Regions from separate parts of the Mus musculus genome. Here region 2 is linked to region 1. Evidence: chromatin contacts called from ENCODE Hi-C or POLR2A ChIA-PET data. All regions are on one chromosome and are shown on one strand. Each heading gives the region's core, a stretch centred on a gene start or an enhancer-like site at or near the end of the contact. The rest is flanking DNA. Distances are from core to core; before and after follow the strand shown. Region 1 holds the start of 4933434E20Rik (RIKEN cDNA 4933434E20 gene). Region 2 holds the start of Pip5k1a (phosphatidylinositol-4-phosphate 5-kinase, type 1 alpha).

Region 1 (5,914 bases), core at 1,940-4,439:
TGCTGCTTTGAGTAAACAAAGGAAACATTCATCATCATGATAGTGTGCTCAAAATCAAGTTACTTTTCATTGTTTTATCCCTTTTCAAAGAAGACAAATTTATACTTTCCTGCTCTACATTTTTTTGTTCACTAACGAAACGTTATACAAGGTAATTCTAGACTGCCCAGCAGACACTGAATTTTGAGGTCAGGAGAGTTCTAAAGAAATATGCAAGGATTAAGTGGAGACATGAACTTCACCCATTTCTTGGATAACACAGAAAAAAAGCTGGCTTTTCACCAAGGAGTGTCAATAGGTTGCACAAGTCTTTGTTTTTGATGTGGTTATTAAGAACAAAGACTTCTACTTCATTCCTCATCGCCAATTTAGGTTTTAACAGGCACAGCACTAATTTTTAACCAGTACCTCTTCCCCAACATACATGTACAAAGACCTGTAAATAGTATAGTATTAGGTCACTTTCCCAAGCTAACATTATAGTTGTTTCAATACTTAATTTACAAAAATACAAGTGTTGTTTAACTAAGTACTGGTGGATCCAAAACAGCAATAGTTGGGGGAGAAGAGCTAGAGGAAAAATTATGTTTTAAAATTAGCTATAAGATAGTCAATCCCAACCTACTCCTGTTCCTGTGGTTTAAAAATGCTATATGGTTTCTATTCCATGTATATGAATTTTTAAGAATTATACCATAAATATAAGCTGTAAGATTAGTTGTATAGATCACTGCACATTTTACAAGTTAGATGTAAATATAGTCATATTGAAAGATATGTAACTAGCCAGAAAAAAAAATCTTTTTAATCAGTCTTGCTTTTAACTTCCATTTCCCTCTTTGGAAATACTTTGAAATGTGTAACTAAGAAAAATTTAACCCCCTCATTAGTAACAATGAGCAACAGGTCAAAAGTAAATAATCTGGGCAAACCACTTAAGGGCACAGAATTAGTACATTTTAGTAGCAAACAAAGATGAATACCTAGAGTTATACAGTGAAAGTGAGTGGCCTTGTTTTGTGAACTCATAGAAAACCTAAGTACTTAAGGGAAGTGGGATGAGAAAGAAGTATTGGAAACCAAGGGAACACTACAGAACAAGTACAGGTTTCAACAAAGAAGTGCCCTTGACTACATTTTGAAAGCCAGCTACTTAAAAAAATAGCCAGAGAAATTTTACTGAAAAAAATAAACAATAAGTATTTATTGAGAATCTACTACTTGTCCAATCCTTCAGGAAATACAAAAGCAGTGTGACTTAGTTGCTGCTCTCAGGGAGCTTACAATCTAATGTGAGAAACAATTCAGACATTCTGAAGTTGGACTGGGATGGGTAAGGCTTACCACTTCTAACAGAGAAACTAATTTTCCTAGACCTGTGTCCCATTCCCCAACCACCTTCAATCTAATAGGAGTCTTCCCAGTTAGAAACACTGGGGAAAGCCAGTACATTTAGCCCTTCCTCACTATTTTACATGACAGCAGTATCTCCCATTCACAACAGAAACAATCACTGGGATGATCTATAATTAAAGACAGTGGTATAGGACCCACAACACAGTCTTATCAACAGATACACATCCAAATATTTTAATCTCTAATGCTGGTTGTCAAACTGACTCATACCCCCCTCCCAGCAAGACACAGCAGATATCCCCAACGCAGAATATGGGAGGTGGAGACAAAAAATAATCTCTCCATTTAGTAGTCAGTGAGTCAAAGGCAAAAACAAATTTAACAAAATCGCCTTTAACTGTTTTTTCTTTCCACAACAACCTACACCAGAGGTTGCTAAATTTTAAGAATCGTGGAAAACAGTCTCTTGTTTGTGACATCACTTTGCAAAACAATTTAGGGGCTGTCCACCAGGTGAAGGGTCTCAAGAAATTTGGAATTCCATTCCCATTATGAGAAAAATGAACAAATGCCCAGTCTAGTGACATCCCTTAGGCGCAACACAATCCACGGGGGCCTCCATGTCCAGCTTCCCAAATAAGATAACTGCTTGGGTAGCCAAAACTACAGTATAGACAACAGGAAGTCAAAGACTGCAGCGAAAATATATTCCACGACCAGGGTCGGTAAGAAAGAAGGCAGGGTAATAAGAGGAGCTGACAAAGAGGCTGGAAATGAACAGAGAGGACAGAAGCCCACGCGCGGAGGATGGGAGACTCACCCCCCTCCGCGCCACATCTAGAGCCCATGGGGCCATTCGCTTCTCTACCTCCCACCCGGAACAAATTAATCCTCCGCACTCCAAACCGAGGGCCACATGGGGGAGTTTGGGGCAGCTCCACCCCATCGCCACCCCCCCTCCGCCCCCAAAACCAGGCCGGATCCGGATCAGAGGCCCAGAGAGGACTGGGGAGGGAGGAGGCCTTCTCCACAAGACACTGACCCTCCTAAACAACCCTACCTCAGGCTGGGCCCAGGCCTCGCTCGCCCGCGCTCTTTCTCGCTCTCCCCCTTCAGGCTCTAGCCACATGCCCCCCCCCTCCGGCTGCCCCAAGCCCCGCCCCGGCCACGCTCCCAAATCGAGGCCCCGGCTCTGGCGCGGCCCAGTAGGCCGCGAACCCAACTATAAACAAAACCCCCGGCGGCCAATTCGAGGTGGGGAGGTTGGACGCCCGGGTTCCCAAGACCAGAAGGGAGGGTGTACAGTGGGGAGACACACGGCGTGGGGGGGGCCTACCGCGGGACAGGAATACGGAGGGGACAGAGGAAAAGAAGGGAGGGTAAAAAGGGGATCGCGGATTTAAAGGGGCCGCGGACAATACCCGGCCCCGCCGCGTTGCCGCTGCCGCCGCCGCCGCCGCCAACGCCGCTGCGCTCCCAACTTTACCTCAGTCTCCTCCACACTGACACCCCGGGCCGCGCCGCCCCTGTCACGTGATATAAGATTCCCTCCTCCCCACCCCCTCCCTCCTTTTCCCTCTCGCGCTCGCTCTCGCGCCTTCCCCCTCCCACTTGCCTTCCTGCGTCCCTCAGCACGTGACGCGAAAGGGCCGCGCACGTCAGCGTGCGCGCGCCTCCCCGCCACGAAACACTGCTCTTGAGTTCCGCGCGCCCGCCCCGCCCCCGCCCCGCCCCGCACGGATCCGCCTCCATCACGTGACTCCAGTAAGGTCTCGGCTTCCTCTTACTGGCGTAGTTCCGCGTCTCCGCACTCCCAGGTACCTTTGCGGACATAAGTCACGTGGCGGAGGGGGTGGGGGTGGGGAAATGGGACGGGAAGGTCCGATGCTTAACTAGCGCCCCCATCCACCATGTTTTCTGACGGACTCTAGCCTGGTTTTTTTTTTTTTTTTTTTTTTAATCGAAAACCATATGGAAATGTTCGGAGAGCTCCAGGGAACCTAGGTTCCCTGGCTTCGGCAGAGCCTGGGCTAACGCGCGAGCGCGGCGGGACTGTCCTAGCAGGTGTTCCCGGAGAGAGAGGCGATGGCGTCTAGTAGTAACTGGCTTTCTGGAGTGAATGTCGTGCTGGTGATGGCGTACGGGAGCCTGGTGAGATCCCCATTCTCTTCCTCTTGTGGCATTTGTCTGAGTCCCGACCCTCTGAGCCGGACTCCTGAAAAGAAGGCTCCTGAGCCGTTCTGTCTTTGTTCTTCAGCCACTTAACTTGTTTTGTTTCTGGACTTCCGAATTGTATCCGTAGACAGTCTGAGATCTTTAAGTCAAAGCTGCCTGGCTCTAAGTAAGAACCCTCCCTCTTAAATTCTAGAGCCCAGATTAACATGCCTCTCCGTTACTAGCCCCTGACCCACCTCCGTCCTTAGCGACCCGGCTTCGCCCCAAAGCATCCAGCTCTGAAGGCCTAAACCCAGGGATTTTGAAAGTGAACATTTTAAAAAATTATTGCTATTACTAAAATGGCTCTAATCTCTTTGGGCAGGTATTCGTACTGCTGTTTATTTTTGTGAAGAGACAAATCATGCGCTTTGCAATGAAATCTAGAAGGGGACCTCATGTTCCTGTAGGACACAATGCCCCCAAGGTAGGTCACTAGAATGCAAGGTAAACCTGTTCTTTGGCACAAGGAGATTTTTCTCGGACTTTAAAAGAAGACTTTTATTCATATGCTTCCTTTCATTCCACAGTCTAAGCAATAACTTCCTGCTCACTGCTGCTCCACAACATGTACCTTAAGATTTAAACCAATTCAGCTGTAAAATGTCTCATCTTCAACTAAAATTACTAAATATTTCATGTTGCTTTAGTTTAAGCATGATGCTGAGAACACTTACAGTTGGTTCCAGCGTTGTGAGAATGGTTGCCTTTGCAGAATTTTAAAGATGCCCATTGTGCTTGCTTAGAATGCAGACGACTGGGTTTAATCCTTGACACTGCTGAAAGCAAGGGGCGGGGCAATAATCACCTAGTTATACTTTTCAAGTCAAACCTAAAGCCAAAGAAAGAAATTACCTAACAACTTTTTAATGTTGTTATTGTTCTTTGTTTTGTATTTTGAGACATACTGAACACCCAATTGTAACCCAATAACTCTCACCACGGAACCTCAAAGCAGCCCTCCTGCAAGGACAGTACAAGTAATGAGATTACCAAGATAATGTGCCACATCAGACTGCGTCCACAAATTAAATAATCGTGCTGGGCTTGGTAGAGCATACCTTTAATCCCAGCACTCAGGCAGAGACAGGTGGATCTCTGAGGCCAACCAAGTCTACAGAGCTAGTTCAGGACAGCCAGGGCAATGTAGAAAAACCTTGACATGAAAAACCAAAAAAAGAATAGTAAAAGTAAATAATCTAGTAGTGTCTAAACTTTCTCCTTAAGTGCTTTGCTTTTCTTGGCTTTAAGAAAAATGTCTTCTGGGCTGGCGAGATGGCTCAGCGGGCAAGAGCATTGACTGCTCTTTCGAAGGTCCTGAGTTCAAATCCCAGAAACCACATGGTGGCTCACAACCACCCATAATGAGATCCGATGCCCTCTTCTTGTGCATCTAAAGTCAGCTACAGTGTTCTTATGTATAATAATAAATGAGTCTTTGGGCCAGAACAAGCAGGGACTGAGCAAGTGGGGCCAACCAGAGCGAGCAGAGGTCCTAAAAATTTAATTCCCAACAACCACATGAAGGCTCACAACCTTCATAATTTTGTATGTACTCACATACATAAAACAAATAAATAAATCTTTAAAAAAAAAAGAAAAGAAAAAGAAAAATGTTTTCTAATGGAACTTTGTCTATTGAGAAACCTGTTGGTATATATAACTACCATCTGACATTAAAACTCAGGTTTCAAGGCTGGGAAGTTGGGCATATTTCTTTAATCCCAGCACTCAGGAGGCAAAGGCAGGAGAATCTGTAATTTTGAGGCCAGCCTAATCTACAGAGTGATCTCTAGGACAGTCAGGACTCTACAAAGAAAACTTGTCTGGAAAAAAAAAAACAAAGACCCTTAAGTTTCAAATAGCCATCTCAAACCTAGTATACTTAAGTCAGAAATCCTTTGTGTATATGTGTACACTTATGTGTAAGTAGGTATGCATGCATGTGTGTGCCATATGTGGAAGCCATACTGTGGCATAGTCCATTTTCTTCAGTTGCTCTCCACCTTAATTTTAGAGTCAGGGTCTTCACTAAGCTTGGGTTTTGCCAATTTCACTATACTGCCTGGCCTCCTGTCCCCATCTCCTTTGAAATCTTTTTGTTGGTGGCTGGTGTTTTTCCAACTGGATCTCCTGTATCTTTGGCTAGAGCTGGATTTGTAGGTAACCCTGGCATTGCACTGGCCCTCCTGCTTTCGGTTCTGAAGTGCCAAGGTTATAAGCATGCACTGACACTCGTGGTTTATGTGGTGCTGGAGCCTGATCCCAGGAACGTGGTGTGTGCTAGACAATTGCTCTGACAACTGAGATAGCATCCCCTGTTGTAAGTCAGAATCCTTACATC
Region 2 (5,659 bases), core at 1,095-3,594, 5.1 Mb after region 1:
CCTGATGACCAAAATTTAATAACCAGCACTCTCATAAAGGTGGGAAGGAGGAAACCAGACTCTGACACATACTCTTCTAATTATGCACTCACACAATAAAAATAATTCAATAAGTAAAATTTCAAAAACAAAACAAAAACCTGTCACTTTTATAAACACTATCCTTTTTCACATTTAGAAAGAAACAAGGGTTGTTACAGATCTCAAATGCTTTTAAAGGAAAGGCAAAGTCACCTCCTCAAGAAACTAAAAATAGAGGCACATAAACTAAAATTGCAGCTTATGAAGAAGGTATCTATGACTATGTTTAAGGGGAAACTCAAGTCAACTCAAAATGGCAAGGACAGCCGGGCATGGTGGCCCACGCCTTTAATCCCAGCATTTGGGAGGCAGAGGCAGGCAGATTTCTGAGTTCGAGGCCAGCCTCTACAGAGTGAGTTCCAGGACAGCCAGGACTACACAGAGAAACCCAGTCTCAAAATAAAATAAAATAAAATAAAATAAAATAAATGGCAAGGACAAAAATCACAGAAAAAAGGAAAAAAAAAACCCACCTCATACCCAGCAGCTTCTCAGGCAACAGTTACTGAGGAACACCCAACATTCCTCTGGAGCAGCTTCTGATTCACCCCCATACACATTTCCCCTCCCACAGACAATCTGCTGTGGCTTTTCTTTGCGGGCCTTTCCAGCCCTCAATCCCTACTAATCTCTAACTACTCTGACCTCTCCATATTGCCCAGTTCCTTACGATTTCTTCATACATCATCCTAGGCATTCCTCCAGTCCCTATCCTATTATGCAACATCCTCCCATAGCTCTCAAGTCGCACACACCCCTCCCCATCTTTATGAAGCCTAACCACAGGCCTAACCCCGACTCTTCTACAAGTCAAGGCTTCATTTCATTTACCCTCCTTCTTTTAGGGTGTTTTGACCTTGACCTCCCTCCTCATCCTTTAGATGTTTCCAATGTTTCCCTCTGTGCTGACTATAGTAAGCTCCCATGATCCCAGCACTAAGGCCAGTCAGGAAGGCATAAGAAGTGCCTGTATCAAAATACAAAACAACACAACTCCTCATTCCTTTCCACAGTTGTACAACCTAAAGATAGGAATCCCCTAAAGAGTTAATGTGAGAAAGTAAGCATGTGGCTGGCTGCTGCTGACAAGAGATGAGAGGAGGAATGACGCACTGGGAGGGGGGCGGGCGGGGGGTGGGGGAGGGAGTCTGAGCGGAAAGCCACTCCAGGAACTTACTCCCAATAAAATCCACAATTCCCATGACTCTCCATTACTTTTAAGTTCCATAATCCCCTCAACATTTTGATCTATTAATTTCACAATCACTTTGGTATCTACCTTACACCTTTATCTACCAATACTCCGTTTACGTTATTTTGTCTTATTAAGCCCAGATCCTGATGCATGCTAGACGAGATCTCCACTACTAAGCTGTATCCTCAGTCTCCACTGATTCGTTTCTCCACTCCTGTTGTCGTTTCTCTCTTAACCCCCAACCTTCAGTCTCCATCCTTCCTCCTCAAAGTTCTCAACGCAGTCGCCTCTGAGACACTGTGTGAGTTTTCGTCAGCTTCCCTTTTTCTCAGCGACATCCATCCTTTCCCCCAGACTCCTCTAGTAATAGAATTGTCTACTTCAAAGTCCGGTCCTGTCCTCCCTTAGGGGCAACCCCTCGGACATCCTCAACCACAGGTCCCCTCCCAGGACTCGGTCTTGTTCCCATCTCACAGTCCTCCTCAGTCGGCTGCCCGCGTCCCACCCGACTCACCTGCGGTACCAGCAGGGGCCCCGGCATCAAGGGATGAAAACCCGGCCGCCGCTGGCCCTGAGGAGGCGGACGCCATCTTGGCAGCCCCCTCCCCCTCAGCGGCTTCGCTCCCTTTCAATCCGGCTTTTCCTTTTCTCGGAATCGAATCTTCCCCACGTCTCTTCACAGAACCCGCGTTCGGCGGGCTTCTCACAGGCGTTGTTCAGGCTCCAGGACAAGCTCAGGACCGCACCACTTGCCCGGCATGGGGGAGAGCTGCAGTCTCGCACCTTCCTAGCAACTTGAACTGCTCTCCGCCAAAGCTACCTTCTCTTACCAGACAGGAACACTTGAGCCGGGCCCCGGGAGTCCCGCGTCTCGGATAGAACAAACCTAAAGGAAAACCTAGGCACCTGAGGTGCCCCCAAAAGCGAATGCCCCCCCTCCCTCACCTCCCCAGCCACTGCCTGTTTATCCCCAACTCCACCGCTCGGCTCAGGGTGGGCGGCCAAGGAAACCCCGGTATTGCGCATGCGCCACAGCTTCTCGGCGTTCGTCTATCTAGCCGGAGAAAAGAGAAGCCAATCAGAGGGGACTTCGGATCACGTGACAGATGATGCCACACCCCAAGGAATCCACCGACCGTAGACCGTGAGTCTACGGTGGCTCAGTAGGCCAATATAGGTTCGTATCTTTGATCGGGTTGCTAAGAACTCTTGTTAAGAATCAGCTGGACCGAGATGGACTGAGCTCCTCAAATGACAGTCCTGGAAAGAATTCGGAACGCAGCTCTGTGTCAAGTCCGAAATGTTAAGCTCTTGTGCACTACAAAACATCACAACCATCAAGAATTCTTCCAGCCTTTACTGTTTAAGGTGTCGGCTTGTGGGATCTTCCTTCTAAAGACATAAAAATAGATGTTTTGTTTACTTCAAACAGTGCTAGACACAGCGACAGAGTTCATTAAATGTAAATATTTGATAAATAAGGCAATGAGGATTTGTCAACAATATAAGAAGAAAAGTAAGAAAAATACATAAAAACAAAGTTTAAAAGACCTGATAAAAAAAAGACTACAGACTATCAAATAACCTCCCCCTATCCAAAGTCCTCCTTAGCATTCAGTTGCTAATTATCTATACTCCAAAGGGCATAGAAATACAGAGGGATTCTACTCTAGCCTAGTTGTCATATGAACTCTGCCCAGTTTTTTTTTTTTTTTTTTAAAGATTTATTTATTGATTATATGTAAGTACACTGTAGCTGTCTTCAGACACTCCAGAAGAGGGCATCAGATTTCATTAGGGATGGTTGTGAGCCACCATGTGGTTGCTGGGATTTGAACTCTGGATCTTCGGAAGAGCAGTCGGGTGCTCTTACCCACTGAGCCATCTCACCAGCCCTCTGCCCAGTTTTTACAAAGAACCCTAGCAGCTGTGAATATTATGGGAAGCCTAGGGAAGGCCTTTTTGAACAAGCGCTTCTGAAAAGCAAAGACTGTGTGCTAAAGTTCTATGTCCACCTCCTGTCACATTTTTGTACAAGGTAATCACTCAATAATTATTTGTGAAATGAATAAATAAAAGGCATGGGAAAAAACCTCCAGCTTATTGGTTCTAAAGTGGCCTGGACACCTATCCAGATGTTCCTCCAAAGGGAACCCAGGGCCAGAGTATCCATCAAATATCTCCCATTCCTTAACCTCAGATTTCTTCCTCTGCCTTCAAGACCTAAAATATTTGTTTCCTTACTGCCATCTGCTGGATTCTTTGTGCTCCCTTGGGTACTAAAGATTGACAAACTTCATTTGATAGAATTAGCATCACTAATTCAACAGCATTTTGACTCGGTAGCACTGAAGTATTGTATGTTGTACTGTACCTGAAACCTTCGCCCTGCTGTTACTGGTGTCAGACAGTGCTATTCACTCACAGGTGAAGTTGTGTCTCACAGATACTTAGTAAATACTGTTGAATAAATTGTCTATATTTCCAGAAAAGGCATTCAGTCACCTGGGAACTGTTAAGACCACTCATCAGATAAAGGCACCAAACTATGCCTAGGTCCATGAGATGGGATAAGAGAATTGATCCATTCAAGTTTTCCTCTGCCCTCCTCTTGCACAAGTTAACAAACACTTGAGTTAAGTGTAAACTCAGTTGATTCTATTTCCTAAGGTGCTCTAAAAATCAATTGAGGTAGAGATTAAAGCTATTTCAGACTCTGAAATTGTAAGTAGGCAAAAAGGACCTAAATGCATAAGGCAGTTAAAAACAGAATTATCTCCCTATAGTTTGTATTTCAGTTCTGAAAGAAAAATTAAAAAAAAAAAACATCTTAAGCTTCCTAGGGGCCTTTGTCTCTACATCGCCCAGGAAATGGCCACTGTCACAGCCCCACCTTGTGTTATCCGCTTATGTGTGTAACTCCCTCATAAGATGATACTTTTTAGAGCAAAGATGATGGCTTTTCATTTTTACAGTTCAAGAATGTAGACTATTGCCAGGCGGTGGTGGTGCATGTCTTTAATCCCAGCACTTGGGAGGCAGAGGCAGGTGGATTTCTGAGTTCCAGGCCAGCCTGGTCTACAGAGTGAGTTCCAGGACAGCCAGGGATATACACAGAGAAACCCAGTCTCAAAAAAAACAAAATAATAAATAATAATAATACACTATCTTTAAACATCTGGGCATGGTGGCACAGTATCTTTAAACATCTGGGCATGGTGGCACACTATCTTTAAACATCTGAGCATGGTAGCACACGCCTGAGGTTCCAGCTCCACAGATAGCTAAGATCCCTTAACTTGTTCCCTTGAGTTTTCTTCCCTTGAGTTTTCTTCCCTTTTTCTCCCCCGCCCCCAAATCTTGATTTCCAAAAGAGCCTGGACGATAGGCAAAATATAGCATACCTTTATCTCAGGGGTAAATGTAACCGAAAGGAGGGCTTGGAATGTTTAGGAAGCAGGTATCCTACCCCTCTGTCTCTCTGCCCCAGCTCTTACTCAGTCCCAAGGTGTCCTCTGAGTCACAGGGTTACTCTTCCCTAGTGACATTCCTAGCATAGCAGAACTGGGGTGACTGGGCAAGGTGTGGGAGCTGGGGCAGAGAAGAACGCTGTGGCTTGGTGCTCCTGAGGAAATGGCAAAGGGAGTTCACCAATACATACTTTCAGAAGGGAGGCAATCTGGTGACCTCAAAGAAGGGCCACCCATTCGGTTGTCAGTGCATGTAAGTGTGCTTTATCAAAGCACCTTTTGGGGATAGGGGTGTAGTTCAGAATTAGAGAACTTACCTATCTTATACACTACTCTGAATTTAATCCTTGGCATTAGAAAAAAAAAACAGAAACAAAAATAAAACCAAAAAACAGTAAAAGAATGAATACCTTCTTCATTTAGTCTTTCATTGTTTACCTAAACCTAGCCTATTGCAGGCATTCACATTCGTAGTATAGACAGATACAATCCTTGGCCTCACTTGGGATGTACCTTTGTAGTAGAATGCTTTTCTAGAGTTCCTGAGACCTTGGGTTCCATTCCCAGCAAAGAGGGGGAAACACACACACACACACACACACACACACTCCAAAACAAAAACAAAAACAAACTCTTCCCTTAACCTAGTAGCATGAAACACGGAGAAGACCATAGCAGACCAGTCTATGAGACTGGCAAGCTTGGAGTACATAGAGAACCAGTCTCCAAAACCAAAACTCAGCAGATAGAGGAGCCTGCCATCAAGCCTGGTGACCTGACTTTGACCCCAGATTCCACACAGTAAACGTGGAGAGCCAGTTCCTGCACATTTGTCTTCTGACCTCCACACCAGTGCAGTGGTACATGCTCACACACATGAACACAAACACATAGTTAAAAAAAAAAGTCATAC

What was found. A loop is a pair of places that touch in the nucleus more often than their neighbours do. ChIA-PET counts read pairs that join two places held with the same protein, here RNA polymerase II (POLR2A).
Region 2: a loop to region 1 is called in a map of T-helper 2 cell, with 7 times the contacts of the local background. The contact joins the promoter of Pip5k1a here to the promoter of 4933434E20Rik in region 1. A Hi-C loop is called at or near these places in 1 of 37 maps with a recorded cell type or tissue (T-helper 2 cell). POLR2A ChIA-PET finds 5 or more read pairs at or near these places in 1 of 5 experiments (Patski).

Annotation. Positions count from the first base shown.
Region 1 is chr3:90,049,613-90,055,526 of GRCm38, forward strand. 4933434E20Rik (RIKEN cDNA 4933434E20 gene) reads left to right here and starts at 3,190. Exons shown (of 7, transcript NM_025762.3): 1 at 3,190-3,507; 2 at 3,896-3,997. The coding sequence starts at 3,442. Ubap2l (ubiquitin-associated protein 2-like) reads right to left here and starts at 2,903. Exons shown (of 28, transcript NM_001165984.1): 1 at 2,843-2,903.
Region 2 is chr3:95,104,586-95,110,244 of GRCm38, forward strand. It overlaps Pip5k1a (phosphatidylinositol-4-phosphate 5-kinase, type 1 alpha), which reads right to left and starts at 2,345. Exons shown (of 15, transcript NM_008847.3): 1 at 1,791-2,345. The coding sequence starts at 1,866.